Linked DNA regions of Homo sapiens: region 1 is linked to region 2. A link is an interaction called in ENCODE POLR2A ChIA-PET data of the cell type or tissue named here. Cell type or tissue: GM12878. All regions are shown on one strand. Links, peaks and the distances in the headings refer to the core of each region. The heading gives the core; the rest is flanking DNA.

Region 1 (15,144 bases), core at 3,635-11,634, 130 kb before region 2:
TGGCTATTGTGAACAATGCTGTTATGAACATAAGTATACAAATTTCTCTTTGATAAATTGCTTTCAATTCTTTTGGGTGGAATTATTAGGTGTTAATTCTGTTAACAATTTATAATTTCAGTATGTATAATTATAAATTTATTCAATCATATTATAAATTCATACTGAATTATTTATGGGGAAAAAATAATCTGAGATCTTAGACTTGCATTAACTATAGCAGTAGTGACAGAGTGTAAAATTAAACAAGACTGAACATATTTCGGTAACTATTGAAGCCAGAGGATGGGTAAGCGAAAGTTCACCAGCCTAGTCTCTACTTTTGTGTCTCTTTGAAACTTTTCATTTAAAAAAAGTTTAAGCCGGGCGCAGTGACTCACGCCTGTAATCCCAACCCTTTGGGAGGCTGAGGTGGGCGGATTACCTGAGGTCAGGAGTTCTAGACCAGCTTGGTCCAACATGGTGAAACCCTGTCTCTACTAAAAATACAAAAATTAGCTGGGCATGGTGGCAGGTGCCTGTAATCCCAGCTACTTAGGGGGCTGAGGTGGGAGAATCGCTTGAACCCGGAAGGCAGAGGTTGCAGTGAGCCGAGATTGCACCACTGCACTCCAGCCTGGGTGACAAAGCAAGTATCCGTCAAAAAAAAAAAACATGCATTTGATGTCACAAGCAGTGTCCCCTTCATGTTCCCTAGGAACTACCCTATGACCTCCCTTAAAGTGAGCTCCCAATAAGTGCAGAGTGGAGTGGCATGATGTGGGGTGTAGGAGGAGCAGCACACTGGAGAGGCAGTGGGAGTGTCTGACAGGGCCGGGCCTGCACTGCCACTCAAGCTCATGGCCTCCGTGCCTCATCTGTGCAATGAAGAATGGAAGCTCATAATCCCCAAGGCCCCTCATATCTAAAATGGGTTAGTTCCAGTCTATGATTTTATGAAGGCTTGGAACCCAGGTCATTGTTAATAACGCTCCTTTCCAGTACTGTATTTGATGAGTTGAGTGTCTACGTGCACTGATTTAGGGGAGGGGAAAAAGAGCACTAGATTGATTTTTAGAAAAAATCAATTTTTGAAAAAAACTTAGTAGCAGTTTTTAAAACCACACAAACTTTTTAAAGAACTGAATTCAGCTAGGGGAATTTTCTTCTCTTAAGTAGGCACAGAGTCAGTCATTCAGTATCTACTGGGTTTTCTTTTTCCCAGGGAAAGTTTCTTTTCTTTGCTACGCATATATTTTCAACCTCCTAATTTGGGTATTAATTTGTCAGTCCTCCCCACCGTGGTTCCCAAGGCTTCCCAGCTCAGGATCATTTGTGACTTTAACAAAGGCACTGTTGGGCTCTCTGTCCTGGATCATTAATAAACCGGCTTAGGGAGGCAGGGGTCCCACACCGCGCTGGCGTGATGGATGACGGTGGAACTTCACCTTCATTTCAATTTCCCTAACTTTCTAAGCCACACTATTCCACCCCTCCTCCTGGATCCCATAGAAACCATCATTTTTCAGGCAGCTTCGAGGAGAAGCTCATCGTCCTGGCTGCATCTGTTTCCTTCCACATCTGTTTTCTCCAGATCTTCATCATTCATCTCCATTTTCCCACAGCATCTCTCTGTCCTTCCCTGTAACTTCTAACGATGTCACTGGAGCCGCTAACTGTCCCAGTTTGGAGAAATCTGCATGCCACTTTGCACCGGAGCTCCATTTCATTCTTCCTTCTTCATCTGTGCACTGGGGTGTGCACAGGAAGCTTTCCTTTTCTCAGTATCCGCCACCAGCTGGGCTCACACACAACCCCACCACCACTTCCCATGGGGGAGCAGCTCCCTTAATGACATCACAGTTGGATTCCATAATTTTGTGGTCATTTCAGTTAATTAAAGAAATCTCATTCTGGTTTTTAAGGCTCAGTCCTGTTCATTTTACAGCTTCAATCTCATTTTCTATTCAAAGCACTCCCTGTCCACCCCTCCTCCAGCATAGGCCAGGTTCATGGGCCTTGGAGTTGGTCGGGGGCCTGGGGCAGGGCTGATTTGTTAACCTTCTCTCCCCTTCCCAATGTTCATCCCTCTGGGGATGGGTGGGAGAGAGAACAGCTGCCCTTGCATGACTGCCCAGGAGGCTGCAGCCCTCTCCTAGCCTCATGCTCTTCCAATTAAGAGACACAGGGTCCCTCAGGAAATTCACCATATCTCCCAACCGAAGCCTAACTATGGGCCTCTCTCCACATCTGTCTGATGACAACATCTCTGGCTTGGGCTGGAGACTGAGGTCCCAGCCAGTCACACCCATCCACCCACTCTCCGTGGAGCCTGCAGGCAAGCAGGATCCAGCTCCTCGGTCTGCCAGGGACTCGGAGGGAGTGGTCTCGGCCCTGCTCTCAGCTGCCTCCCATCAAGCTCCAGCGCAAGAGTCCAGCAGCATCAGGCCGTCTGGTGGGTCACGTTTCCCAGAAGCAGACTCTGAGATGAGAATTTGTGAACAAGTGAATTATGAAGGCGTGCTCCTGGGGAAAACCTGTCAGGGAGTAAGGGAAGCCAGACGGGGAAGAGGAAGGAGCCAGGAAAGGTTCCCACTTTATCCCAGGCAAGTGTTAAGGCAGGGGTCAGCAAATCAGGGCTCGGGAAGCTAAGATCAGCCCACCAACAGTTTTTGTGTGGTCCATGAGCTAAGAAATTTTTTTTTTTGAGACAGAGTCTCACTCTGTCGCCCAGGCTGGAGTGCAGTGGCGCAGTCTCAGCTCACTGCAACCTCCACCTCCCAGGTTCAAGCGATTCTCCTGCCTCAGCCTCCTGAGTAGCTGGGATTACAGGCCCATGCCACCAAGCCCAGCTAACTTTTGTATTTTTAGTAGAGATGAAGTTTCACCATGTTGACCAGGCTGGTCTTGAACTCCTCACCTCAGGTGATCCGCCCACCTCGGCGTCTCAAAGTGCTGGGGTTACAAGCGTGACCCACCATGCCCAGCCCTAAGAATGATTTTTAGATTTGTAAATGTAAAATGTAAAAATCTTTAGCCTCCTGTGATTTTGTCTCTTGACCCGCAAAACCTAAAATACAGAAACCCTTGAACAAAGTCTGTAAAATATATTTTGGGGATAATGGGGAAAATGATCCCATGAACTGGTGTTGGTGACACTGGAGATGTCAGGGATGTAGGCTTAATTAAAGTAGTCCCCTCTTATCAGAGGTTTCACTTTCCTCCATTTCAATTACCCACAATCAACTGTGGTCTACAATGGAAATTGGAATTTTAGGAGTCAACAATTCCCAAGTTCTAAATTGCACACTGTTCTGAGTAGCATGATGAAATCTCATGCTGTCCTGCTCCATCCACCTGGGATGTGAATCATCCCTTTGTCCACCATATCCACGCTGTAAACACTACCCTCCCCTCCCCACCTCTGCCCTCATTACTGCATAGGAAGAAGCATAGTGTATATAGGGTTTGGTACTATCAGTGGTTTCAGGCATCCACTGGGCATCTGGAAACATATCCCCAGAGGATAAGGGGGGTACTATTGTATTTAGAGTTGAAATGTCAACATGATTCTAATTTACTCTAAATACTTCAATAAAGAAGATGAGGCAAATATGGTAAAAAATGATTAAGTCGAGGTGATAGATTTAATTACACCAGTCTCATTACTGTATGTTTGAGATTTTTTAATTAAAAAATACAAAATTAATACTCATCTTCCACTTTTCACCTTCCATATCTAATCCATCACCTAAGTCCTGTCTATCTTACTCTCTAAATCTTTCTCAAATGTGTCCCTTTTTCATTCCTGCTGCCATTTAGCCCAGCACCTCATCAAAGACCACAACCACATAGTGGAGGCTGCAGAGGAAGACTGCTTCAGCCCAAGAGTTCAAGGCTGCAGTCAGCTATGATCACACCACGGCACTCTAGCCTGGATAACAGAGCGAGATTCCATCTCTTTAAAAATAAATATAATTAATTAAAATAAAATTTTGAAAAAAAAATTTAAAGGCTGAGCAAGGTGGTTCATGTCTGTAATCCCAGCACTTTGGTGGGGCAGTGAAGGAGGATAGCTCAAGACCAGGAGTTCAAGATCAGCCTGAGAAACGTAGCCAGATCTTGTATCTACGGAAAAAAAAAAAATTATTTAAATTAGCCAGGCATGATGGTGTGCCTCTGTTGTCCTAGCTACTCAGGAGGCTAAGGCAGAAGGATCGCTTCAGCCCAGGATTTCAAGGTTGCAATGAGCCCTGATCACACCACTACACTCCAGCCTGGGTGACAGAACAAGACCCTGTCTCTAAAAGAGAAGAAGAAAAAAGGCCACACAGTAGTGCAGAGCCACTTTGTATGCGGATAAAACACCCAACATGACGCCTTCTTCCAGCAAACAGTCCCTAAGTGCCTACTATGTGCCAAGCACTGTGCTAATCCCTAGGAGGCTGGTGGTGACGCAGCAGAACTCTGCCCTCCTGGAGTTCCCAAACCTCAGAATCCCCCTTCACTAGCACCACTCACCACACCCATGGGGTTCACAATGATGTCCCTGGGTCATTGAGAAAGGATTACGTTACACCTGGTGTATCCTGTATAGGAAGACAAGGGTTTATGTCACCACACCAGAAAGCTTTCCATGAAAATATTCTTCATTTCTTTTTTAACATTGGCTACTGAAAGTGGTGCCCTCTCACCCGCCTTGAAAGGCCACTCCCAGAAGTCATTCTGCCAAATCTGGGTCCTCAGGACTCCCTCCCCCACTGCACCCTCCCGGCCTCCACATGCCCCATGGGTCTACACAGTGATATACTGGTAAAGCTTTACAAACTGGCTCTCTGGAAAAGAGAGAAAAGCCCCAAGTTGTATGTTTGCCAATTTCTGTGGTGTAAATACTCCCATTTACAGGATGCTACCAATGACATACTGGAACACAAAACTGGGGAGAGATGCACAGTAGCACACACAGTATTTCTGTAACCACCCAGCCACAGTAAATGGAAATAACCTCCAGGGCATTCACTATATGGTAGCAAAATAATGGGGAAGTGATGAGCTTTGAGTATTTGTTATCTTTTTAAAATATAATTTAGGCCAGGCATAGTGGCTCACACCTGAAATCCCACCTCTTTGAGAGATTGAGCCCAGGAGTTCTAAGACCAGCCTGAACAATATAGTGAGACCCCATCTCTATAAAAAATCAAAAACTAGCCAGACATGATGGTGCAAGCCTGCAGTCCCAGCTATTCCAGAGGCTGAGGTGGGAGAATCGCTTGAGCCTGGGAGGTCAAGGCTGCAGTAAACCGTGATTGCACCACTGCACTTAGCCTGAGCGACAGAAAGAGACTGTCTCAGAAAAAAAGAAAAGAAGACAAGAAAAAATTAAAATAGAGTTTATATCATTGAAGCTTATATAATTTAATTTTTAATAATGGCTGAGTTTAACAACTGGCTTGCAAAATTCCTGAGCATTTAATAATCATCTCCCACGAGCGCGTATGAGCCTGCCCCAGCACACTCTGGGTGCCACTCAAAGGAAGCCCTTCTGCTTCCACTGGGGCAAAGGATTTTGAGCTTTTTTTCCTAAGGTTTTCCTCTATCCCTGAGGCTTCTTCTTTCATTGGGAGAAAGCTTGCTTCACCCACCGCCACATGACGTCAAACTTCAAAACGAAGGTGAATGAGCCACACATATTACTGACATCATTCCCCTTTGTCGCGCTCGTGTGAATCAATTCATACCGCAGAAACAGGTGCGGAGGCAAAGCTCACTTCAGCTATGGCTCGGAAATAGTTAAGCGGAATGAAAATCATCCCCCTTCCCCCGAGAAGCCTCATATCCCTGCCGAGCCCTCGTGGAGGAGTGCTGGAGCTTCAGGAATGATGGAATCTAAAACACAGCCTTCTTTACTTAGCAATATTCATCCCTCATTAAGCAAGCCTATATTTAGGATTGCTTATTTCTTCAGGGTGAACATTTTCTCTGCACCTGCTTGGCATGAAAAAAGAGAAATGAGTCATTCGTTTCCAAGAAGGAGCCACTTGGCACCATTTACCATTTCACCACACACACACACACACAAACACACACACACACACACACACACCTTCCAAATCTACAGTTCATCTGACCAAGAAAAGTTATAAAACCAACACGAAAAGACCCAAACCTCAAATCCTTAACAAGTAATGAAAATCCTCGGTGCTCATCAGGGATTCTTCCATTTGCTGACCATTTGCATGTTGTAAAACCCTCTCTCCTTTTCATTATCAACTCAGTTTAACAAATGTTTAAGTAATTACTGTGTGAGGCCCTTGGAGCTGGAAACCCAGTAAAGAGAATCTGTTTAGAAAGACTGAGGTTTATGTAATTCAATTTAGAAAGAATTTCATTCATGTTTTTAATATTTTTCTAACTTTTTTTTTTTTTGAGATGGAGTCTTGCTCTATCACCCAGGCTGGAGTGGAGTGACACAATCTCAGTTCGCTGCAACCTCCACCTCCCAGATTAAAGCGATTCTCCTGCCTCAGCCTCCCGAGTAGCTGGGATTACAGGCGCCTGCCACCACACCCAGCTAATTTTTGTATTTTTAGTAGAGACAGGGTTTTACCATGTTGGTCAGGCTGGTTTCAAACTCCTGACCTCAAGTAATCCACCCACCTCGGCCTCCCAAAGTGCTAGGATTACAGGCATGAGCCACTGCGCCCAGCCAATATTTTTTTAACTTTGGTTCCTGAATGTGGTGAGCTCCTCAGCTATTCTCCCAAGGACTTGGGACCTGAGGATCCCTCTCTTCAAAGAGAATAGGGGAGACAGACATAGAGATGAAGTACTGGTAGCTTAAAAGCATCTGCATTCAAAATCTGTGCAAGTACAGAAGTAGGACAGAGAAGGGAATCATTAACTCTCATAGTCAGGTTCTGGAAGGCCAGGGATGCCTTCCTCAAAAAAAAAAAAAAAAAAAAAAAAAGGTGAACCTGAGATGGGTTTTGAAGGATGCATGGAAGTTTGCCAGATGAACTAGGATTGAAAGGCCCTTCCAAGAGAAAAGAATAAGAAGCACTAGAGAGACTGCTCAGAAGGCCATTGAAAAGAATTTTAGGCCCGGCACAGTGGCTCATGCCTGTAATCCTAGCAGTTTGGGAGGCCGAGGTGGATGGATCACTTGAGGTCAGGAGTTTGAAACCAGCCTGGCCAACATGGTGAAACCCCATCTCTACTAAAAATATAAAAAATTAGCTGGGCATGGTGGCACACGCCTGTAGTCCCAGCTACTCAGGAGGCTGAGGCAGACGACTGGCTTGAACCCGGGAGGTGGAGGTTGCAGTGAGCCGAGATCACGACACTGCACTAAAGCCTGGTGACAGAGCAAGACTCAAAAAAAAAAAAAAAAAAGGGAATTTTATACAAGTGGAGTATCCCACAGTGCTCTAGATCAGGGCTTCTCAACCTCAGCACTACTGACATTTTGTACTGTATAGTTCTTTGTTGTCAGGGCTGTCCTGTGCATTGCAGGATGTCTAGCAGCATCCTTGGCTTCTACCCTTTATATACCAATAGTATCAGCCCCCAGGTTTTATTAACCCCAAATGTCTCCAGACATTGCTGAAGTCCCCTGGGGTACAAAATCACCCCAGCTTGAGAATCACCACTCCAGGCATTATTCTTGCTATAACACTAGGATAGAAATTTAGGCAGAGGGGACACTGTGGGGAAGCAAAATTGATATTCCCCTGTCCTGTGGTCATCATATCTGTGGCTTTCCAAGCATCTCACAGCCTGGGGAGGTTCAGTGACTGCTGCTCTGGGTAATTGAATGGATCAGGGTAATTGGCAGCATCATAAATATCAAGGGCAAATACAAAGGCCACGGGACAGGCCAAGGAACCTGGACTCCAAGGCCGCAGCTCCCTCTCTGCCCACACCATCCATCAGGTGAGGAGCTGCAAAAGGCCCCCATTTCAGAAAGACAGTGATCTGGGGGAGTTGCAGGGAAATTTGGGTGCAGAGCCAGACCGAGGTTAGAGGTGCAGTTCATTTATCCCCAGCAGCTTTTTGCTCTGTGAGTAATGGCAGGAATGGCCCTGGGTAGTGCACAGTCTTCAGAAAGAGCCAAAGGGAGAAACAGCTTGTTATTTCAGTGGCTTAGCTCCATCTCTGGGATGTGGGTGGTAACTAAGGACTCATTCGCATTCCCTATCAGCGTGCAGCTCCTGCTCAGAGTCTGGGAAATACTTGTGGCTCTAGAAAAGAAGTCAGTGGCCCTGTGCTAGAAGTGGAGAGAGGGGACAGAGGCTTCAAGATGAGCCAGCTTGTGCCCCTGGGACAGAATCCTGAACCAAGCTTCGGAGCTGCCGGATTCCTGGTCCCTGTTTCCCGCGTGATTAAATCTGAAATTACTTGACACAGTTTCCAAGTTCCTGGGCCTCTCTAGCTTTGTCTCCCATCTCTACCCTTCACGCCCAAAGGTCTCCCTGCCTACAAAAAGCTACTTACGGTTCCCAGAGTGAGCCCCACAGCTGCACTTTGCTCATGCTGTTCCCTCCATTCAAATGCCCTTCCCACTTGCATCTCCACCTGCCTGGCAAACACTGCATAGCTTGAATACTCGTTCAGAGGCTGAGCCCCTCTTGGCCCCACCCTTCAGGTACAATTGTCCCCTCCCACCACTTCCTGTGCAATCTCTGCCAGCACACCATGTCTCTCCTTGTCTGTCCCTCCAACTGTCCCCTGCTCCTGCTCCTGTATATCTCGTGACCATGTCCTCCTCCTCCTCCTCCTGACTGCAGCACCCAGCACAGTCCCTAATGAAGAGCAGGTGCTCCCATGTTTGCTGAACAAATAAAATCACTCCCCATCCTCTCACCACACATCCCGGAAGGGTAATGCAGGCCTGCTGCGTCCCACCTCTACGGCTGGGTGTATGTGTGTGCCCACAGGTGCACACACCCTTGCACTCACTCCAGGACTCTCTTAACCTTTGACTTTTGCTGCATTCAGCTCTCCTACTCTCTCAGCATGACTTTCCTCTAAGCTAATAGAGGTCACTCTTTCTACTTGAAGTGTGAATGGCTAACAGTGCACATGCTCCTACCCCAGATAACCAAGGTATTGTAGTTGGACCTTGGGCACCTTTGCAAAGAGGAGGTGCCAGTGATGTGTGTGAAGTGTGGCCCTGGACTGGCACCGAGGGACAGCCAGCTGTAACATACTCTTTCCTACCCTGCTACAGGGAGTAAACAGGCTGCTTCCTGCAACAGACAGGGCTGGGACAGATGTTGGTTGCCTTGGGAAGAAAAATGCAGGTGTTTTTTCTGGGCATCTGGAGTGTGTGGGGACTAAGTCAGCAACTGACAAGTAATGAATGGTAAAGCTTCCCCTGGGAGTCCATGGAAGACCAAGTGAGGATGATGCTAAAGGCTTCCAGATCCAAGAAAACATATGGCTTGCCCTCAAGTGACTGGTGAGACTTCAGGATGCCCCAGAAGGATTCAGTGAGAAGTAGGGTTAGGTGAGGGACAATCTGCAGATGTAGCAGTTTATGCTGTTTTATTCTATTTTTTTTTTTCTAATAACCTTCTCTCTCTACCCTCATTACCAGAAGTTATTCATGAGAAATATAGGGCTCCCCAGGAGGGCTGATATCCCTATGAGGAGGTAATGAAAATATAGCAAAATGCCCCACAGTGAGGACCCCAGGACCTAGTGTCAGGGCATCCCTAACAAAGCTACAGCAGGGATTTCAAGGTGGTGCCAGGCCCACCTTTTGCATCCCATGGCTCACACCTCCATGAGATCAGGGACCCATGACAAGGACTCCCTCCTTGCCCAAACTTCAGTCGGCCTCCTCTGGCCCTCTTTTCAAGCAGGCTTTGTCCAAGCCTCATAACCGAATCCGGTTTTGGCGGAGAATCTTGCTGAGCTAGGTTATTGAAACCCTCCCCAACTTGGCCAAATGAGCTCCTCCTCCTCCACCCTTGAGACTTGATCAAAGGTCTTAGTGATCTTCCCTCCACTCCCTCACCCTGCCCATGGCCTACAAATCCCCATTTGTCCCTGCTGTATTTGGAGTTGAGTTCCATCTCCCTCCCATATTATCATAGCCTTGAAGAAAATATTCCTTGCCATTTTAACAAGCCTCAGAATAATTTCTTTTGTATATCCTGTCTGTCTTATGCAGCACTAGCACAGTGCCTGACACAGAGTCAGACATCCTGATACCTACACCGGTTTAATTAATTCACAAATGCTATGTTAGTGTCTAACAATTTTATCTGTAGTTACTTATAGATAGAATTATTTCTGCCTGGATGCCCCAGAAGGATTCAGTGAGAAGTAGGGTTAGGTGAGGGACAATCTTCAGATGCAGCAGTTTATGCTGTTTTTTTCTATTTTTTTAAATAATCAACCTTCTCTCTCTACCCTCATTACCAGAAGTTATTCATGAGAAATATAGGGCTCCCCAGGAGGGCTGATATCCCTCAAAGGTGGTAATGAAAATATAGCAAAATGCCCCACAGTGAGGCAATGAGAAGGGGAGGAAGACGGAAGCTGAGAATAGACTGAAGATGGTGGGCCAGCTGATAATAAAACGTCCTGTGGAAGGAAGTCCCATGGCATGGTCTCTTCTATCAGGGAGACTATTTCACACTTGGTGGCTTCATACATGGTCACATCTGTTCTGCTAAGGAGTACCTAATGCCCAAGGCTTCCTGGTCAGAACCAAGAACAACGCTCTGCTAACCAAAGAAGGGAAAGATATCCCAAACTGAAAAAGGGACCCATCTCTGTGCTTATATTGTGGCTACTCAGAACAACACCTTTTCTGAAATTTTGATCAGAGAACACCATCTTCTAGCACAAACACCATGAAATGCTGGGTAAATATAGTAAGCAGCCTTTTCAATCTTGACAGAGCCCTGAAAGAAGGAAATAGAACTCCCCAGGGGCCAAGAAAATCCTTGAGCTTCTGCTGTGAAACCTGGCCAGGAGGATGGATTCAGGAAGGGGCATGAGCTCGCAACTCCCGGGGGATTGGGGATTGATGCTTACAGGGAGTGGGTCTGATGAAGAACAAAAGTACAAACCAGAAAAGAAAAAATTCTCACCAACTCAGGTGGATGACAAAGAAATTTTAGCTTAGACTTGAAGTGGAAAGTAAATAAATAAAATAGTTATCTGGGAATTCATGAACACAAATCTGACTTCATATAGATTTGGGGCTCAAATTTATCCCACCCAACTTGGTCTGGAACCCCCAGGCTAAAAAAGTCACATAAAATTTGGTTCTCAGCTAAATGATGCCCCAGGGGAATTGGTAAAAGCCAACGCTCTGAAGTTGGATATATTATTGGAAGATCTAATCTTATCAACATATCTACTCTCTCCAAATGAATTCATAGATTCAATAAAGTCTCAGTCAAAATCCTAGCAAGTGTTTTTGTGAAAATTGATGTTTATTCTAAAGTGTATATGGAATGAAAAGAGTCAAAAAATAATCAAAATAGTTTTGAGAAAGAGCAAAGTTGGAGGGCTCACACTACCAGATTATCAAGACCTTCTTAAGAAAGTTGTGACATTTAAGACAGTGTTGTATTGGCGCAAGGATAGACAAACAGACTAATCAGACAAAGGAGAAACCTCCACATACAGACACCTGATTTACAGCAATAATAGTGCTGCAGTGCAAAAATAAACCTTGACCCCTACCTCACACCATACCAAAAAAAGGCAATTCCAAATGAATTGTAGATCTACACGTGAATGGTAAAACAACATTTCTATGAAATAATATAGGAGAAAACCTTTATGACTTTAGGGTAGACAAGGATTTCATAAGGCCTTACATGTGATTGTAATTCTTTTAGAAAATGCAAAAATGTGTGATAAAAAGTTGGGCACAGATTATAGCTCACACTTATAATTCCAGCACTTTGGGAGGCCAAAGTGGGAGGATCACTTGAGGCCAAGAGTTCAAGACAAGTATGAGCAACATAGCAAGACCCTGTCTCTACTAAAAATAAAAATAAAAATTAGCTGGGTATGGTAGCACCCACCTGTAGTCCTGGCTACTCAGGGAGCTGAGGCAGGAGGATCACTTGAGCCCAGGAGTCCAGGGTTGCGGTGAGTTATAATCACACCACTGCACTCCAGCTGGGTGATAGAATGAGGCCCTGCTTCAAATAAATAAAATAAATAATAAAATGTGTGATAAAATAAATATACCCAATTTCCCTACCACTCAGAAATTAAAGAAAATACTTTTGAATGTTTTTGAAAAGCGGTTGCATCTTCCATCTCCCTCACCCAAACTAACAGTGGATTATCCATCATTTTATACTGTTCTCTTGCTTCATGAGTGAGTCTTTTCTCAAAAAAAAAAAAAAGGCCTGTAGGCTTCTAGACAGCAAAAGCTGAATCAGCACTAATACAGCCATAGGGACAAGGCTGTGGGCATCTCCTGGACAGAGCTACAGGCTGATCTTCTCACTTTACAGATGGGAAAGCAGAAGCCCCCAGGGCTACTTGACTTCGCTGGTAGAGGCAGGATGGTATCCAGAACCCTGATCACAGTGCTGTTTCCAACACATGTCCTCTTGTGGGGGATGGCTAGCAATGCTGCCCCTAAAACAGTGTTCTCGGTGCCTGCTGAGGTCACTGGCTCCACTCCTTCTGTCCCCTGGGGCATCTCAATACGTCACCAAGTGGTGGTGATGTCATCCACTGACTGGGTGATGCTCCTACCTCCACCAAGACTCAACCCTCCTGACACTAAGCCCAGTGGCATCAAGCCACACGGTTCCTTGGTGGTGTTTTCCAAAGTTTAAGGACAGCCAACTATTTCTCTTATGTGAGCAGCTTCCCACTGACGGTGAGAACTGAGTGAGAAACAGAGAGCTGCCTGAGTTTTTTCATTTTGTTTACAATTATTTGAAATCCAATGCTACAGGACACTGGGACAAACATAAATTAATTTTCCTTGATTGGAAGCTGATGAATCTCTTGTTGTGTTGAAAAGGACTCTGACAGCTCTGGGCTTCAGTGAAAAGAGAGCTATTGTTTTCTTAATTGGGGACTCATAGAACTTGTAGATGCAGCCAGGGCCAGCCTGAGGGGCAGAGGTGGCCCATCTGAGAGTGGGTTGTGAGATAGACCATTTATAAAACCATGGGCGACGGATCCCAGGAGGCTGCTGAATGGAATTATTCAAGAAGCATCACCATGTGTCCATTTTCTATCTGGTAAAGAGCTTGTTTTTCAGCTTGCATCCCTGTCAGGAGTTCACCCTTCCAGCCCATTGGAAAATATAATCTTCCCCAGTGTCCGCCATGTTGAACCCTGAGCGCACCCAGGAACAGAGGCGGCAGACTCAGGCAGAGATGCAGGGCTGTAGGGGATGAAAAAGAGTGGAAGCCACACCCAGGTAAAGGAACAAGTCCCCTCCTCTGTGAAGCATCCTCTGATCACCCTCAGCTACTGCAGTTCTCCCTCTCCTGGGATCCCACTGCCCGGTGGGGAACCCCAGCATAGCCAGTAGCTCCTTATATGGGAACAGTTGGCTTGAATGTGTCCTACATGACTGAGAGCTGCTTCATCTCTGAACCCAGGGACCCAGTACAGCAGAAAGAAAACATGGGTTTGGAGTAAAACAGCTGGAGGCTTCATACCAGCTCCATCACTTCTGCTCTGCAGTGCCTGGCAAGTTACATCGCCTTGTCACACCTTGGCACCCAGTGGTAGAATGGGTTTCACACTGGCACTGCCTTGTAGGTTGAAGTAAGTTAAAGGCCAAGTGTGGTGGCTCACGCCTGTAATCTCAGCACTTTGGGAGGCTGAGGCAGGAGGATCGCTTGAGCGCAGGAGTTCAAGACCAGCCTGAGCAACACTGGGAGACCCCGTCTCTACAACAACAATGACAACAACAACAAAACACTGTATTTTAAAAGCATCTAGCACAATGTCTGGTCCATAGCAAGCACTTAGTAAATGTTAGCAATTAATAATAGATGTTATTAGGAGTTCATTAATGTTTGTTTTTGTTGCTGCTGCCGCTACCTAACAGAAGCAATTAACAGAGCGTATCTGAAGAAGCAAAACTCCACGGAAATCAATACAGAGCACACTTAAAGAAATATTTGAGCAGCCCCAACACTATCCCAAATGGGGACTTGGTGCAAATTACAAAAAAGGTTCCCACAAGACACTTCCCTACCATCTGCCAAAATTGTAACAGTCACTCTCCTGATCTACAGTGTCTGCAATTTTCAAGCACCCCCTCACCCCACCCCACCAGGTGTGCAATGTGAAGCACAGCCAGCTGTAAATGACAGGAGGAAGTTCACAGTCAGGAAGCAAGAATCAGGGCCTCAGGGAGGGAAGGTGCAAGCCGGGTGGCCTGTAGCAGACCAGAGCGGCTCAGGCCCGCAGGAACACGGCTGGTGAACTGGAACACAGAAACGAGAGGGGAGTCAAGACGGGCCTCTTAGCCCCTGTCTAGGGATCAGTCCACCTCTTTGGAGAAGAGCTTGTATTTTTCAATTTGGGTTGTAACTTTGAGAGAGTAAGAAAAAAAGGCAACATGGGTTGATCAGCCTTGTATTAAGAATTTTCTTACCAAAGTAATTCAGGAATGGAAAATCAAATACTGTGTGTGTTCTCACTTATAAGTGGGAGCTAAGCTATAAGAATACAAAAATACACAGTGATAATGAACTGTGGGGCCTGAGCGGGAGGAGGCTGGGAGGGGGGTGAGGGATAGAAGACTAAATATTGGGTACAGTGTACACTTGCTCGGGTGATGGTTGCGCCAAGATCTCAGAATTTACTACTGAAGAACTCATCCATGTAACCAAAAACCACCTGTACCCCTAAAAGTACTGAAACTAAAAAATAAACAATGAAAAATATTCTTACTGAATAGTGTATGTACTTCTTTCCTTAGAAAAATAGAAGCAGAGAATTTCTAGTTCAGCAAAATGGTGAAGTAAGCTAACACAAAACCCTTCCACTACAAATACATAAAGATTTTAGATAAATCAATAGAAAAAGAAAACTATATTTTAATCAACTTTTTTTAAGTTTTCCCCTAATTAGAAACCCCATTCCTAAATGGTGCTGGAAAGGAAATATACCAAGGAGAGAGAAGTAACCACGCCAGAGGAGCAGGAC
Region 2 (15,144 bases), core at 2,743-10,742:
ATGATAAATTTATTCTAACTTTATAGGAACCTGCCAAACTATTTCCAACAGCAATGTATGGGAGTCCCAGTCGCTCTACATCCTTGCCAATATTTTGTATAGTCAGAATTTTCAATTTTAGCCACTCTAGTGGGTGTTTAGTGATACCTCATTGTGGTTTTAATTTTGGCCTCTCATTTGACAGAGAATCATAGGCAGAAGAGTCAAAGCTTGGACTTCGCACCCATGGTCTTTTGAAGGCCACAGGCAGGGAAGGCAACGCCCATGCACCCAAGTCAAAACATGTGGAGAAAATCTTACCCTGTGGAGGAAAAACCCACTTGTGGATTTGTTTCAAAACTTAGTTTAGATCTTTTGAGTTTTCACATTCGTGTGAGATGTGCCTCCCTCAAACCTTGTTACTACCTTGGCACATTACATATCTGATGTGAAAATTAAATAAAAAAGAAAAGAAAAAAAAAGTTTATGAGGGAAACTCATTACCCACCTGTATCGTAATGGAGATGAATCTCCTAGAGCGATCTAAACATGCGGCTTTTCTGGTTTTGAAAGGGGAAGAGCTGGCTTGGAGCGCCACACACTGGGCCACGATCTTGACCTCAATCTCGTCAATCCTCCTGGGCATTTCTTCAGGACCGTGGTCAAAGAACAGATAAACGAACAGTGTGTCAGGCACCGTTCCACACATTGGTGACCTGGGCCCTGTCCTTATGGAGCTTACTATCCCATGAGGAAGGCAGATGCCAAACAAGTGATTATAAGTTGTGTGCTATGGAAAGCAGGCGCACTAAGCCAGGAGCACATGATAAGGGGACTTAACCCAACCCCAGCGGCAGGAAAGGGCCCAAGCCTTCCAGGAAGGGAAAGAACGCACACAAAGCTCTGGGGAGGAACTGGCAGTGTGACTTAGAGGAAACCAGGGAAGTCCAATATGGTCACGGCCTAAGAAAGAGCCTGACAAGAACACAGAGGCCCAGGCTCATGGCAGCAGGATAGGGCCTGGGCCTTTGTTTTTTCCCAAGTTCCCAAGCTGTCCTGATGGCAACCAAAGTTTAAGAACCACAGCCTCAGAACAATCCTCCAGGCTACCTCTCCTGCACCAAACACAGCCCCTGTTGGATGGAAGTTGATTCCTCCAGAGGGCCGTCTTAAGCCTCCACGCTGTGCAATTCTCTATCACTTCTTTAGTCTTTTTTCAGATGGTGGGTTTTTCACTATTATATGGCTTTATTTACTTTATTTATTTATTTATTTATTTTTGAGTTGGAGTCTCGCTCTGTCACTCAGGCTAGAGTGCAATGGCGTGATCTCTGCTCACTGCAACCTCCGCCTCCCGGGTTCAAGCAATTCCGGCCACAGCTTTCCGAGTAGCTGGGATTACAGGCGCCTGACACCATGCCCGTAAAATTTCTGTACTTTTAGTAGAGACAGGGTTTTGTCATGTTGGCCAGGCGGGTCTTGAACTCCTGACCTCAAGTGCCTGCCTTGGCCTCCCAAAGTGCTGAGATTACAGGAGTGAGCCACCATGCCCAGCCTATTTATTTATTTATTTATTTATTTATTTATTTATTTATTTTGAGATGGAGTCTCGAACTGTTGCCCAGGCTGGAGTGCAGTGGTGCCATCTCAGCTCACTGCAAGCTCTGCCTCCCAGGTTCACGCCATTCTCCTGCCTCAGCCTCCCGAGTAGCTGGGACTACAGGCGCCCGCCACCATGCCAGGCTAAATTTTTTTTTGTATTTTTAGTAGAGACAGGGTTTCACCATGTTAGCCAGGATGATCTCGATCTCCTGACCTTGTGATCTGCCCACCTCGGCCTCCAAAGTGCTGGGATTACAGGCGTGAGCCACTGAGCCTCGGCCTATTTATTTTTTAAATCAACTTTATTTAAGTATAATTTACAAACAGTAAAGTTTACCAATTTTAAATAAAATATTCAATGGGTTTCAACAAACCCATACAGTTGTAAAACCACCATTACTCCAACCATCACTCTTGCCCCTTTGCAGTCAAGCCCCTTCCCCCATTCCCAGCTGCAGGTAGCCACTGATCGGCTTTCTGAAACAACGGTTCTGCCTTTCTGTTCTTTCTTGTAAATACAGTATGTGGTGTTCTGTGTCTAGTTTCTGTCATTTAGTGTAATGCTTTAGAGATTCATCTATGTCACCTGTATCAGTAATTCATTTTTTTTAAATTTCTAAGCAGTGTCCCACTGTATCGATTACTACAATTTGTTCACCAATTGGTGGGCATTTGGATTGTTTCCAGTGGTTGGCTATTAGAAATGAAACTTTTGTGAAAGACAAGTACAGGTTTTTTTGTGAACGCTTCCATTTCTTTTTTTTTTTTTTTTTTTTTTTGAGACGGAGTCTTGCTCTGTCGCCCAGGCTGGACTGCGGACTGCAGTGGCGCAATCTCGGCTCACTGCAAGCTCCGCTTCCCGGGTTCACGCCATTCTCCTGCCTCAGCCTCCCGAGTAGCTGGGACTACAGGCGCCCGCCACCGCGCCCGGCTAATTTTTTGTATTTTTAGTAGAGACGGGGTTTCACCTTGTTAGCCAGGATGGTCTCGATCTCCTGACCTCATGATCCACCCGCCTCGGCCTCCCAAAGTGCTGGGATTACAGGCGTGAGCCACCGCGCCCGGCCGAACGCTTCCATTTCTTGTGAGTAGATAACTCAGGAGTGAAATGCTAGGTCATAGGTATGTTTACTTTTTTTTTTTTTAAAGACGGAGTTTCGTTCTTGTTGCCCAGGCTGGAGTGCAATGGTGCCATCTCGGCTCACCGTAGCCTCCACCTCCTGGGTTCAAGCGATTCTCCTGCCTCAGCCTCCCGAGTAGCTGGGATTACAGGCATGTGCCACCACGCCCGGCTAATTTTGTATTTTTAGTAGAGACGGGGTTTCTCCATGTTGGTCAGGCTGGTCTTGAACTCCAGACCTCAGGTGATCCGCCTGCCTCAGCCTCCCAAAGTGCTGGGATTATAGGCATGAGCCACCGTGCCCGGCTGGTATGTTTATAAGAATCTGCCAGAAGCCAGGCTTGGTGGCACGTGCCCATAGCCCTAGCTATTCAAGAGGCTGAATTAAAACCCAATTGTGTTTGAATAAAAGCACTATCAGGCCGGGTGCGGTGGCTCACACCTGTAATCCCAACACTTTGGAAGGCCGAGGCAGGCAGATCACTTGAGGTCAGGAGTTCGATACTACCCTAGCCAACATGGAGAAACCCTGTTTCTACTAAAAATACAAAAATCAGCCGAGCATGGTGGCACATGCCTGTGGTTCCAGCTACTCCGGAGGCTGAGGCAGGAGAATCGCTTGAACTTGGGAGGAGGAGGTTGCAGTGAGCCAAGATTGCGCCACTGCACTCCAGCCTGGGCAACAGAGCGAGACTCAGTCTTAAAAAAAAAAAAAAAAAAAAAAAAAGCACTCTCACTGCAGAAAGGAAAATAGGTTGAAAGGGACCAAAGGCCAGTTAAGCATCTTTTACAGTAATTTAGGTTGGAGGCTTTGAGAGGGAGTTAGAAAATCTCTGGTCAACATTTATATCAGTAGACAAAGGGGCTGCAGGAATAGGGATAGGAAAGAATAATTTACCTTTGCATGTGCTGAGTGCACAGACGAACTGTGAACTTGACCCGTGTTGGGCTGTGAGTGAGTCACAGAGCCTGGCAAAGATCTGCTCCTGACTGTGCTTGGGGACTGGGGATCCCACCAATGGGAACAGGTGGGAACAAAGACAAGAGATACTTCTGTAACCACCCAAGAGGTTCACCTTGCCCACTGCCTAGACAGAGCCGATTCATCAAGACAGGGGAATTGCAATAGAGAAAGAGTAATTTACGCAGAGCTGGCTGTGCGGGAGACTGGAGCTTTATTATTACTCAAGTCAGTCTCTCCAAGCATTCGGGGAGTGGAGCTTTTTTTTTTTTTTTGAGATGGAGTCTCGCTCTGTCGCCCAGGCTGGAGTGCAGAGGCGCAATCTCGGCTCACTGCAAGCTCCGCCTCCCGGGTTCACGCCATTCTCCTGCCTCAGCCTCCCAAGTAGCTGGGACTACAGGCGCCTGCCACCACGCCAGACTAATTTTTTGTATTTTTAGTAGAGACGGGGTTTCACCGTGTTAGCCAGGATGGTCTCGATCTCCTGACCTCGTGATCCACCCGCCTCAGCCTCCCAAAGTGCTGGGATTACAGGTGTGAGCCACCGTGCCCAGCATTGGCCATGCAGAGCTTTTAAAGATAATTTGGTGGGTGAGGGGAAGCCAGTGAGCCAAGAGTGCTGATTGGGCAGGTCAGAGATGAAATCATAGGGAGTGGAAGCTGTCTTCTTGTGCTGAGTCAGTTCATGGATGGGGACCACAAGATCAGATGAGCCAGTTTATTGATCTGGGTGGTGCCAGCTGATCCATCAAGTGCAGGGTCTGAAGAATATCTCAGGCACTGATCTTAGGAGCAGGGTAGGGAGGGTCAGAATCTTGTAGCCTCCAGCTGCATGACTCCTAAACCACAATTTCTAATCTTGTAGCTAGTGTTAGTACTACAAAGGCAATCTAGTCCTCAGGCAAGAAGGAGGTCAGCTTGGGAAAGGGCTGTTACCATCTTTGTTTAAACTATAAACTAAGTTTCTCCCAAAGTTAGTTTAGCCTATGCCCAGGAAAGAACAAGGATAGCTTAGAAGTTAGAAGGAAGATGGAGTCGGTGAAGTTAGATCTCTTTCACTGTCTCAGTCATAATTTTGCAAAGGCAGTTTCAGTTCTTATCTCCTTGGCTGAGACCAGGAAATATATTATCACAGGAATGGAGTTGTAAGTAGTGGCTGGTTGTCTTTTGAAATAACACCATGTCACAACAGCATTCAATTATTATTAATTTACAAAGCAGCTAATCTTGATGGGCACTGTCAGATATGGGTATGGATATGGGTGAGACACTTACCCTTCCTTCAAGTTGCTCATAGTTTAGTAAGTGAGCAAACTAACTGTGCTGACTTTGGTTTTTTTGTTTGTTTGTTTGTTTGTTTGTTTGTTTTGAGACAGAGTCTTGCTCTTGTCTCTTGTCGCCCAGGCTGGAGAGCAATGGCACAATCTTGGCTCTCTGCAACCTCCACCTCCCAGGTTCAAGTGATTCTCCTGCCTCAGCCTCTCGAGTAGCTGGGATTACAGGCACCTGCCACCACGCCTGGCTAATTTTTGTATTTTTTTTAGTAGAGACAGGGTTTCGCCATGTTGGCCAGGCTAGTCTTGAACTCCTGACCTCATGATCCGCCAGCCTTGGCCTCCCAAAGTGCTGGGATTACAGGCGTGAGCCACCGTGCCCAGCCCTGACTGTGGTTTCTAACACTGTCTCTACAGGAAGCCGTCTCTCTAACAGTCTCTCAGATCTTAACCTATTTATTTGTATCCCCTTACTGAGTGGGCCCAATACCTGTGAAGGGCAGCTGTGTAACAGCATCACCACAACTCTGTTGTACGAGTTGAAGTTCATTGCATTAACTTTGAAGGATTAATTAATATAGTGTCTCTCTTCCAGGATTCCTATAGGACATGCTTCTAAGGGCTCAGGCCAGGAGTGGGCTCCATCCTCAGCTTTTTTTCAGAAGCTACAGAAGCAACTGTTTTCACCCCCATACTCAGAGCGAGTGAAATGGGGGTTGCCGGAAGAAAGTGCTTCACGACGACAGAGTGGTTATCAAAATATGCCAATCAGCCACACAGCTCCCAGCTCACCAGATTTGTCAAAGGGCCAATCAGCTCTAAGGGTTTCTGTGGAGAAAAATGCTCATTTATTGGGAGACAGAAAGGAGAGCTTTGGCTGAAACCACTTTGCCTTCACCAGCAACTTTTTAATCCCTTTGTCTGGTGCATGAAATCAGTTCCCAGAACACAGAGGTTATTAATAACTGTGGGACCTTTTCCCAGTCTCCAGATCAATTGGCAGAAGCCTCTGGTTATTTCCTTCTGGATGCTTCTATTATTTGGAGCTGAGAAGTGACCTCCTCCTCAAAACCTGTACAGATTTTCACCTGGCTTGGGAATTACACAGTCACCCACCAGCCCCCAGCCTTGCCTCCTCTCCACTCTTCCCTGGCTGGGCTGGCTCGGTGCAAGGCTGGTGTCTTTGCTTCCACCGAGAGACTACGTGCTGTCCAGTGGAGTCCAGCACGCACCTCTCTTCCCACTGGTTCCTCACTGCCAGGTGAGGTCCAGGGCGTTGATCCGGATCCATGGAGCCAGGCTGATGTACAATGAGTCACTCTGAGCTGGCTCCTCTCCTCATGCTTGGCAGAGGTCCTAGCATCAGCTGCTGGGCAGGTGCTGAGCAAGGCCGAGGTCTTAACTTGGCGACACTGGGGTGGACATTTCTCCAGGAGGAGCTGCTGTGATCGGCAGGACTCAGTAGAGAGAGTGTCTTACATGTAGGGCTTCCCCCTTCTCTCCCTCTTGCTTCCTTCCTGCGGGGGCCAAGCCATGCCTGTGGCTTTACCAGGATCTCAGTGCAGGAAATGTTGCAGCTCCTCTGACTCTCACCTCCTCTCTCAGCTCCAGGTCGCCCCTTGCTTGCTGGCCGCATCACAAGGAATGGCCCTCAGCACCCGAACCCAGACAGGCACAGTGGGCTGGACAAATCTGGGTCATACTGGCTAAACACCGTTAGCTTCCCTGTGAAATGAAAGCAAGAGCCTTCACCTTGCAAGGCTGAGGGAGGTGGGGGCAAAGCACCTCCCATGCGGGCACAGTGGGCCTCTACTGAGGGTTTGATCATTAGGAGCGTTGTCACCTCTGAGAGCTGACCTCATCTCTCCCCACAAACCCGCTCACCCGGTCTGCTTCCTGTCTGGGTGGATGGCATCATCACTCTTAGTCACTCAGACTGAACGAAGCAGCTCTCTTCTGGCTCATCTTGCACTGGCCTATTTGTATGTGTGTGTGTGGGGTAAATATACCTAAAATGCATATTTTTTTGAGACAGGGTCTCACTCTGTTGCCAAGGCTGGAGTACAGTGGAACCATCTCTGCTCACTGCAGCCTCCACCTCCAGGATTCAAACCGTCCTCCCACCTCAGCCTCTGAAGTAGCTGGGACTACAGGTGCATACCACCACGCCCAGCTAATTTTTGTATTTTTTTTGTAGAGACAAGGTTTCACCATGTTACCCAGGTTGGTGGGGTTTGTTTGTTTGTTTGTTTTGAGACAGAGTCTCGCTCTTTCTCCCAGGCTAGAGTGAAATGGCATGATTTTGGCTCACTACAATCTCCGCCTCCTGGGTTCAAGCGAGTCTCCTGCCTCAGCCTGCTGAGTAGCTGGAATTATAGGCGCCCACCACCATGCCCGGCCAATTTTTGTATTTTTAGTAGAGACGGGGTTTCACCATGCTGGCCAGCATGGTCTCGAACTCCTGACCTCAGGTGATCCACCTGCCTCGGCCTCCCAAAGTGCTGGGATTACAGGCATGAGTCACTGTGCCTGGACCCAGGCTGGTTTTGAACTTCTAAGCTCAAGCTACCCACCTGCCTCAGCCTCCCACAGTGCAGGGATTATAGGCATGAGCCACCGCACCTAGCCTAAAATGTAGCATCTTAACCATTTTTAAGTGTGCAGTTGAGTGGCATTAAGTACCTTCGCACTGTTGTGCAACCATCACCACCACCCATCCACAGAACTTTTTCACACTCTCCAACTGAAACTCTGCGCCCATTAAACACTCACTTCCCGTTCCCCTCTCCTCTCAGGTCCTGGCAACCACCATCTTACTTTCTATCACTACAAATTTGACTACTCTAGGGACCTCATGTAAGTGGAATCATACAGGATGTGTCCTTTTGTGTCTGGCTTATCTCACTTATCACAATGTTCATAACGTTCATCCGTGTAGTAGCACGTGTCAGAATCTCCTTGCTTTTTCAGGCTGAATAATATTCCATTGTATGTATATACCACATTTTGTTTATCCACTCACTGGTCTATTTTTTTTTTTTTTCAGACGGAGTCTTGCTTTGTCTCCCAGGCTGCAGTGCAGTGGCACAATCTCGGCTCACTGCAACCTCCGCCTCCCGGGTTCAAGAATTCTCCTGCCTTAGCCTCCTGAGTAGCTGAGATTACAGGTGTGTGCTACCATGCCCGACTAATTTTTGTATTTTTAGTAGAGACGGGGTTTCATCATGTTGGCTAGGCTGGTCTCGAACTCCTGACCTCAGGTGATCCATCCACCTTGGCCTCCCAAAGTGCTGGGATTACAGGCGTGAGCCACCGAGCCTAGCCTCGTTGGTCTATTTTTTTGTTTCGAAACGGAGTTTTGCTCTTGTTGCCCAGGCTGGAGTGCAATGGCATGATCTCGGCTCACTGCAACCTCCGCCTGCCGGGTTCAAGCAATTCTCGTGCCTCAGCCTCCCGAGTAGCTGAAGTACAGGCATGCACCACTACACCCAGCTAATTTTGCATTTTTTGTAGAGACAGGGTTTCTCCATGTTGGTCAGGCTGGTCTCGAACTCCCGACCTCAGGTGATCCACCCGCCTCAGCCTCCCAAAGTGCTGGGATTATGATCTATTTTTTAAAAGGACTTTTGGATAGGAAATTAACACACAGAGCTTTAAAACCCACCCACTACAGAACAGGATAGGGTGCCTCTTGTTTCCTGGTGGCCCGAAGGCAGGGCCTCCTTTGGGCCTTTCTCCCCTGCCCTCTCCCTGTCCACAGTCTTCTGTCTTTCCCTCAGCAGTGTCCTTCCTGTTGGTCTTCCTCTCTGTTCCCGCTGCCCAGCTCTGGTTTCTGCTCTAATACCTCCTCATCCTCAGGTGTTCCCACCCAGACTCTGCCTCCTAGAAGCTGGACTACAAGTGCTGCCAGGGAAGCTGCCTAAGGTTCAGCCCCTGCCCTACCAGCCCTTAGCCTCTGAGGCTGCCCTCCAGCTTGTCCCAGCTGACCATGACTGACGTGTGTCCCCCTGCACCGGATGGACTTCCTTGCCAAACTGCTTGGAGAGCCCTTCTTTCTCCCAAGAGTCAGCAGGAGTTCTCCTTCCTTAGAAAGGTCCCTGAACTCTTCCTGCCAGCCCTACCTGAATTTCTTTCTCTCCTTTGTGCTCCTACAACAGTGACCCTATTCTGACTCGTGCTCTGTAGCCACTTGGCTACTTTCCAGTCTCTTCTAAGATAAGCAAACTCCTGGAAGGAAAAAACAAGGCCCATTTACCTTTGAGTGTCCCCAGGGCTAGCCAGTGCCCTGCCTAGAGGAAGCCACAGTCAGCAAGTGTGGAATCTGGAAAGCTCTCGGAGGAATCTTTGCCAGGCCCAGGTGCAGAGACTGGACTGGGGGTTGTTATTTAGCTTATCGGAGCCTCCATTTCCTCAGACTGGGAAAATGGTTTTTCCTCACAGGCTGGCAGAGAGAATGCAACCAGTGTAAATTAAAGACAGTATTTGATAAATGTGGGTCCCCCTAGGTGGGAGCAGGACTGTTTGTTAGGTGTCAAGGGTCTGTGAAACAATCCCCTCCCTAGGGCAAGTGGCTGGTGCAGTGCTCGTCCAGAATCATTGAAGGCAGGGAAGCCTGGCTTGGGAGAGAGAGGTCCATCCTCCAGCAGGAAAGGAGAGGGGCGTGCGTGCTTCCGTGGTGTCCCGTCCACAGATGCTCAAGGCCCCTGTGCATTTGGGCTTAGGAACAGGGTCACATGCAGAGGTCTGCACTGAAGGTGCAGTCAGCCAAGTTTCATCCTTGCTTCCCAGCCCCAGCTGTTCCTCTTCCCTCTGTCCCAGCCATTTCCTTGGGCTCTTCCTATGGGCTGAGGGCAGGGGGCAGCAGCAGCAGCCACACCAAGGGAGGCTTGACACTGAACACGGGGTGCGTGTGCATTTAGCCCTTGAGTGCCAGTACCATAATGTGGTCTTGGCCCTGGGGGCACAGATTCAATGTCTCAATGTGGAAAGGTTCTTCTGATGTGCCCTCTCAACAGGGCAACCAGAGAGGCCTCAGTTCCAACTGGAAGGCCATTCCTTTACCCTTTCACCCACTCATTAACAAATGTTTATTAAGCATCATTAACAAATGTTTATTAAGCATCTAGATGGGTCAGGCCCTGTTCTATGGGGCACAGCCTGCTTCTAAACAGACTAACAAGCAGTCCTGCTGTTAGCCCCATCCTGCCCTCCCCTGTGCCTGTTCCTTCCCACTGGACTCCTCGACTTCCAGGCCCTGCAGCAGCCATAAGGAACAGCTTTCTCTTCCCTGCCACTCCCCCACCACAGACAGAGTCTTGCTCTATTGCCCAGGCTGGAGTGCAGTGGTACAATCTCGGCTCACTACATCCTCCACCTCCTGGCTTCAAGCAATTCTCCTGCCTTAGCCTCCCAAGTAGCTGGGATTACAGGTGCACGCCACAACACCCAGCTAATTTTTGTATTTTTAGTAGAGATGGGGTTTCACCATGTTGGCTGGGCTGGTCTCGAACTCCTGACCTTGTGATCCACCTGCCTCAGTCTCCCAAAGTGCTGGGATTACAGGCGTGAGCCACAGCGCCTGGCCAGCGGCAGCTTTCTCTGTGTAGTGCTAGTTCTCTGTGCCTTACTTTTTGGCTTCCTCTACTTTGTGGACATCTCCAAGCTATTGTCATCTTCTTTCTCCTATTTCTTTGTCTTTTGGATTTATGCCTGCTTTAATACTTTTGTTAACATTAGTGATGTTTCAAGTAGGAAGAAGAAATAAATTCTGATGTTTCATCTGCCATATTTAACTAGAATTTCCTTCCAATTGAGTTTTCACTTAAAGTATTTTTACAATGATTTATGGAGTCTGGATGTTTTCAATTTGAAAATGGTAGTTGTTTATTTTAGAAATTTACAAATAATATACCAGTATAAAGAAGAATATAAAGATGACTCATCATCTCAGAAATTCAGAAATAACCCCTCTTAACATTTATATATATATATATACACACACACACACACACACATATATATATATATACCCATATAGATACACATTAGTTAAAGGGAATTAAATAACCTCTTTCTGTTTGCTTAAGTTTGATGCTGACTTTTGGATGCTGCCAGCTTTGTAGAAGCCTTTTGCTGTGGGAGGCACTTGCCAAGCCTTGCTGCGACAGAGGAGTATCCTTTGTCATGCTGACATTGGTGCCTCTCACCTTCCCTCAGGCCTGCCTCTCTCCCCTAGTGAGCCTCGGCCTAGACTGCCCACTTCCACTGGAGATGTTCATCATCAAGTCATTTACAGATCAAAACCACAGTTCTTACCTGCAGTGCCGGAAGGAGGGTAAGAAACAGAATCTGGGTGTGCCCTCCCCAGCTCTGTCATCCCTAGGAATATTCTCCCAGGTTGTGACAGAGCCCGGAAAAAAGCCATTTGCGATGACCTCACTGTACCCGACTTCTACCAGAGTCCCTGGCCTTTTTCTGGCCCTTGGTGATCCCTGATGGGGAATTGTCAGTGGGGGAAAGGTGATTTGTTTCATTTAATCTGCCAAATGCAAATGACCAACATTTTGGGTCTTAGCCAATTTTGAGGTTTTGGATTCAGAATATGTTCTGTTGGGGCTCGGGACACACCATCCCAAAATATGACACCACCTCAGAAAATCTTCCACCCCAATAAATTGCAGATATTTTCAAAAAATAATTACAAGAGACAGAGACTTATATTGCCAGTGGGCATGTATACTAGCAAATGCTTTTGGGAAGTAATTTTTTAAATCTTTTTTTTTTTTTTTTAAATAACAGAGGCAGGTTCTTGCTATGTTGCCCAGGCAGCTCTCAAACTGCTGGACTCCCAAAGTGCTGGGATTATAGTCATGAGTCACCGTGCCCTGCTGGAAAGTCATTTTTAAAGTGTCAAGAACCTTAAAAATGTTTGTACTTTTTGATCTTTGTTCTGGGACTCTAGCCTAAGGAAATAATTCTAAGTACAATAAAAGCTTTCTGTACCAAAATACCAATTGCAATATTATTAATAATGTAAAAAATGATACTAAAACACTCAACTATAGGAGAATAGTACTGTGAAATAGTACTGTAATCATGAAAAACTCATTATAATAAAGCCAAATGATTATTGTTGAAATAAATGAAAACAACTAAACTCAGTATTTAATATAGAGTTCGATGATGGCTGTGTTAAAACTAGAGTAATGTATGGCTGGGCGTGGTGGCTCATGCCTGTAATCCCAGCACTTTGGGAGGCCAAGGCTGGAGGATCACCTGAGGTTGGAAGTTCGAGACCAGCCTGACCAACATGGAGAAACCCTGTCTCTATTAAAAATACAAAAAATTAGCCAGGCGTGGTGGCGCATACCTGTAATCCCAGCTACTCGGGAGGCTGAGGCAGGAGAATCACTTGAACCTGGGAGGTGGAGGTTGCAGTGGCCTGAGATCATGCCATTGCACTCCACACTCCAGCCTGGGCAACAAGAGTGAAACTCCATCTCAAAAACAAAAAAAAAAAACAAAAAAAAAAAAACAAGAGTAATGTATACAGTGAGACATTTTAATACTAGTTATCTTTGGATAATGAGACAGAGAAAATTTTATTTTTTTCTACTTTGTTTGTTTGGTTGAGACGGAGTTTCACTCTTGTTGCCCAGGCTGGAGTGCAATCGTGGCTTACCACAACCTCCGCCTCCCAGGTTCAAGCGATTCTCCTGCCTCAGCCTCCCTAGTAGCTGGGATTACAGGTGCCCGCCATCACACCCAGCTAATTTTTTGTATTTTTAGTAGAGATGGGGTTTCACTATGTTGGCCAGGCTGGTCTCGAACTCCTGACCTCAGGCAATCCACCCGCCTCAGCCCTGCAAAGTGCTGGGATTACAGGCATGAGCCACCGTACCTGACTACTTTCTTTTTAATAACACAAATTTTGTTCATAAATAAGACTTCGGCTGGGCAGAGTGACTCACGTCTGTAATCCCAGCACTTTGGGAGGCCGAGGCAGGCGGATCACCTGAGGTCAGGAGTTTGAAACCAGCCTGGCCAACATAGTGGAACAGCCTGACCAGCATCGTGAAACCCCATCTCTACTAAAAATACAAAAATTCACCAGTCGTGGTGGCAGGTACCTTTAGTCCCAGCTACTCGGGAGGCTGAGGCAGGAGAATCGCTTGAACCCAGGAGGCAAAGGTTGCAGTGAGCCGAGATTGCGCCACCGCACTCCAGCCTGGGTGACAGAATGAGATTCCATCTCTAAATAAATAAATAAATAAATAAATAAATAAATAAATCAGACTTCATAAAATTAAATGCAGGGTTGGTTCCTGTTTTAAAAGGGGAATAGTAGGCTGGGAGCCGTGGCTCACGCCAGCACTTTGGGAGGCTGAGGCTGAGGCAGGCAGATCACCTGAGGTCAGGAGTTTGAGACCAGCCTGGCCAACATGGTGAAACCCCGTCTCTGCTAAAAATACAAAAATTAGCCAGGCGTGGTGGTGCGCACCTGTAATCCCACTACTCAGGAGGCTGAGGCAGGAGAATCGCTTAAACCCAGGAGGCAGAGGTTGCAGTGAGCTGAGATTGTACCACTGCACTCCAGCCTGGGCAAAGAGCGAGACTCCGTCTCAAAAAATAAAAAAATTAGCCTAGAATAGTGGCGTGTGCCTGTAATCCCAGCTACCCGGGAGGTTGAGGCAGGAGAATCGCTTGAACCCAGGAGGCAGTGGTTGCAGTGAGCTGAGATTGTGCCACTGCACTCCAGCCTGGGTGACAGAGCAAGACTCCGTCTCAAAAAACAAAAAGAGAATAGTAGAAGGCAACATGCCATTTTATTTAAAATTGCAAATTAGGTTTTTTAGATGGATGACAGTTGAGATCATTAAATCCCATTTCTGCCTCTCAGATTTCCACAAAATAGTATATTAAATACTCAGTCCTAAGAAATGGCAGAGTTTCCAAATTGCCTCTCAACACCAGAGGGAATGGCCCAGGTTCTTCCCTTACGATAAAGGTACATCATTTGATAAACAAAGGAGTGTAGCATTAAGACTCTTACAAGGTTGTATTGCAGAAGTTACTTCCGTGTCTTCACTCACAATGTGTATTCCCACCTTTATTTCCCATTCAGTAACACTGCCAGTTTCATCATCTCTCCTTTCAACTTCATTGAAAAGAGGATGCTGACTGGAATTTGGCTTAATAGTATCCACCACAGCCAGGTGCCTACAGTCCCCGCTACACAGGAGGGTGAGGAGAGAGATTTCCTTGAACCCAGGAGTTCGAGACCAGCCTGAACAAAACAGGGAGACTCCACCTTTGCAGACAACACACAACAGAGGCATTTCAGATGGGACAGTAGAGTTTCCTGAGATACACTTGATTTTTAGTTTTAAGCAGAGGAATTTTCCTGGAGAGTTTCAGTTACAATACCATACTCATGAGGATGGTAAAAAAAAAACCTCATAGTAAACATTCAGCAAAACATAGGTTATAGGGCAGTCATCTCCTTTAACACTTTATTGGGGTTTGTATATGAATTCTGAAATATTGTAGGCCTAATCCTGGTACAGAACCAAAACTGGGTGCGTTGTACTTGAACAGCTGACAAGTCCCCAGTACGGGTCCGTATAAAGTAATGGAGAAGAAACAGCCCTCTTAATCCCAGAAAAGTCTTTATTTGCCCTGATTGAAAACCAAATCTCATTCAAGAAACTTTTTCTACTGTTCTATAGTTTACAAATAATCTTATTACTTTTATAATTGGAAAAACAACAATAAACCCACTGTTCAAGGGAAACAGCCAGTTGTACTTTCCATTAGTCAGTGCTACTGTTTGGAACACAGATTTTTCCTAGAAATGGAATTAATATGAGCTTATCTTCTGCAATCATTTATTTGATTTAAGAGGAAACTGAGGTTTGAAGAAAGGCAATGTCTCCAAACCAATCCTGCCTCCTGGCCCTCTGGCCCTCACTCCACACTGTCTTGGAGCATGACTGTGGCACAGTGTGGCACCTACCAGGCACTTCATAGCATCTCAGTGAGTTACAGAGGATTGGGCTCAAGGAAGCTGATCCTGGGAGTGATGGGTATCCTACATTCTTGTGGAGAGGAGGGAGCTGGAGTTGGGAATATGCTGTGTGATGTGGTTCAGATGTGTGTCCCCTCCAAATCTCATGTTGAAATGTGATTCCCTCCCATGGGGCATATAC

What was found. Peaks named below come from ENCODE experiments on the same cell type or tissue, not always from the same donor. Only the 100,000 strongest peaks of a DNase experiment are listed, where the experiment ranks them.
Region 1: POLR2A ChIA-PET joins it to region 2 with 10 read pairs; 2 of 35 experiments call an interaction of 5 or more read pairs at or near these places.

What each region holds. Positions count from the first base shown.
Region 1 is chr2:121,819,212-121,834,355 of GRCh38, reverse strand. No RefSeq gene overlaps it. Among named protein-coding and RNA genes, the nearest start is that of LINC01823, 36 kb to the right of the region's middle. In GM12878, for the core only: no CTCF peak of the experiment used is centred there; no DNase peak of the experiment used is centred there.
Region 2 is chr2:121,691,251-121,706,394 of GRCh38, reverse strand. NIFK-AS1 (NIFK antisense RNA 1) reads right to left here. Exons shown (of 4, transcript NR_037857.1): 3 at 488-627. It also overlaps the pseudogene LOC124906186. Among named protein-coding and RNA genes, the nearest start is that of NIFK, 38 kb to the left of the region's middle. RefSeq lists enhancers at 5,921-6,420, 6,578-6,697. In GM12878, for the core only: no CTCF peak of the experiment used is centred there; a DNase peak (open chromatin) is centred at 6,814; H3K27ac peaks cover 417 bases.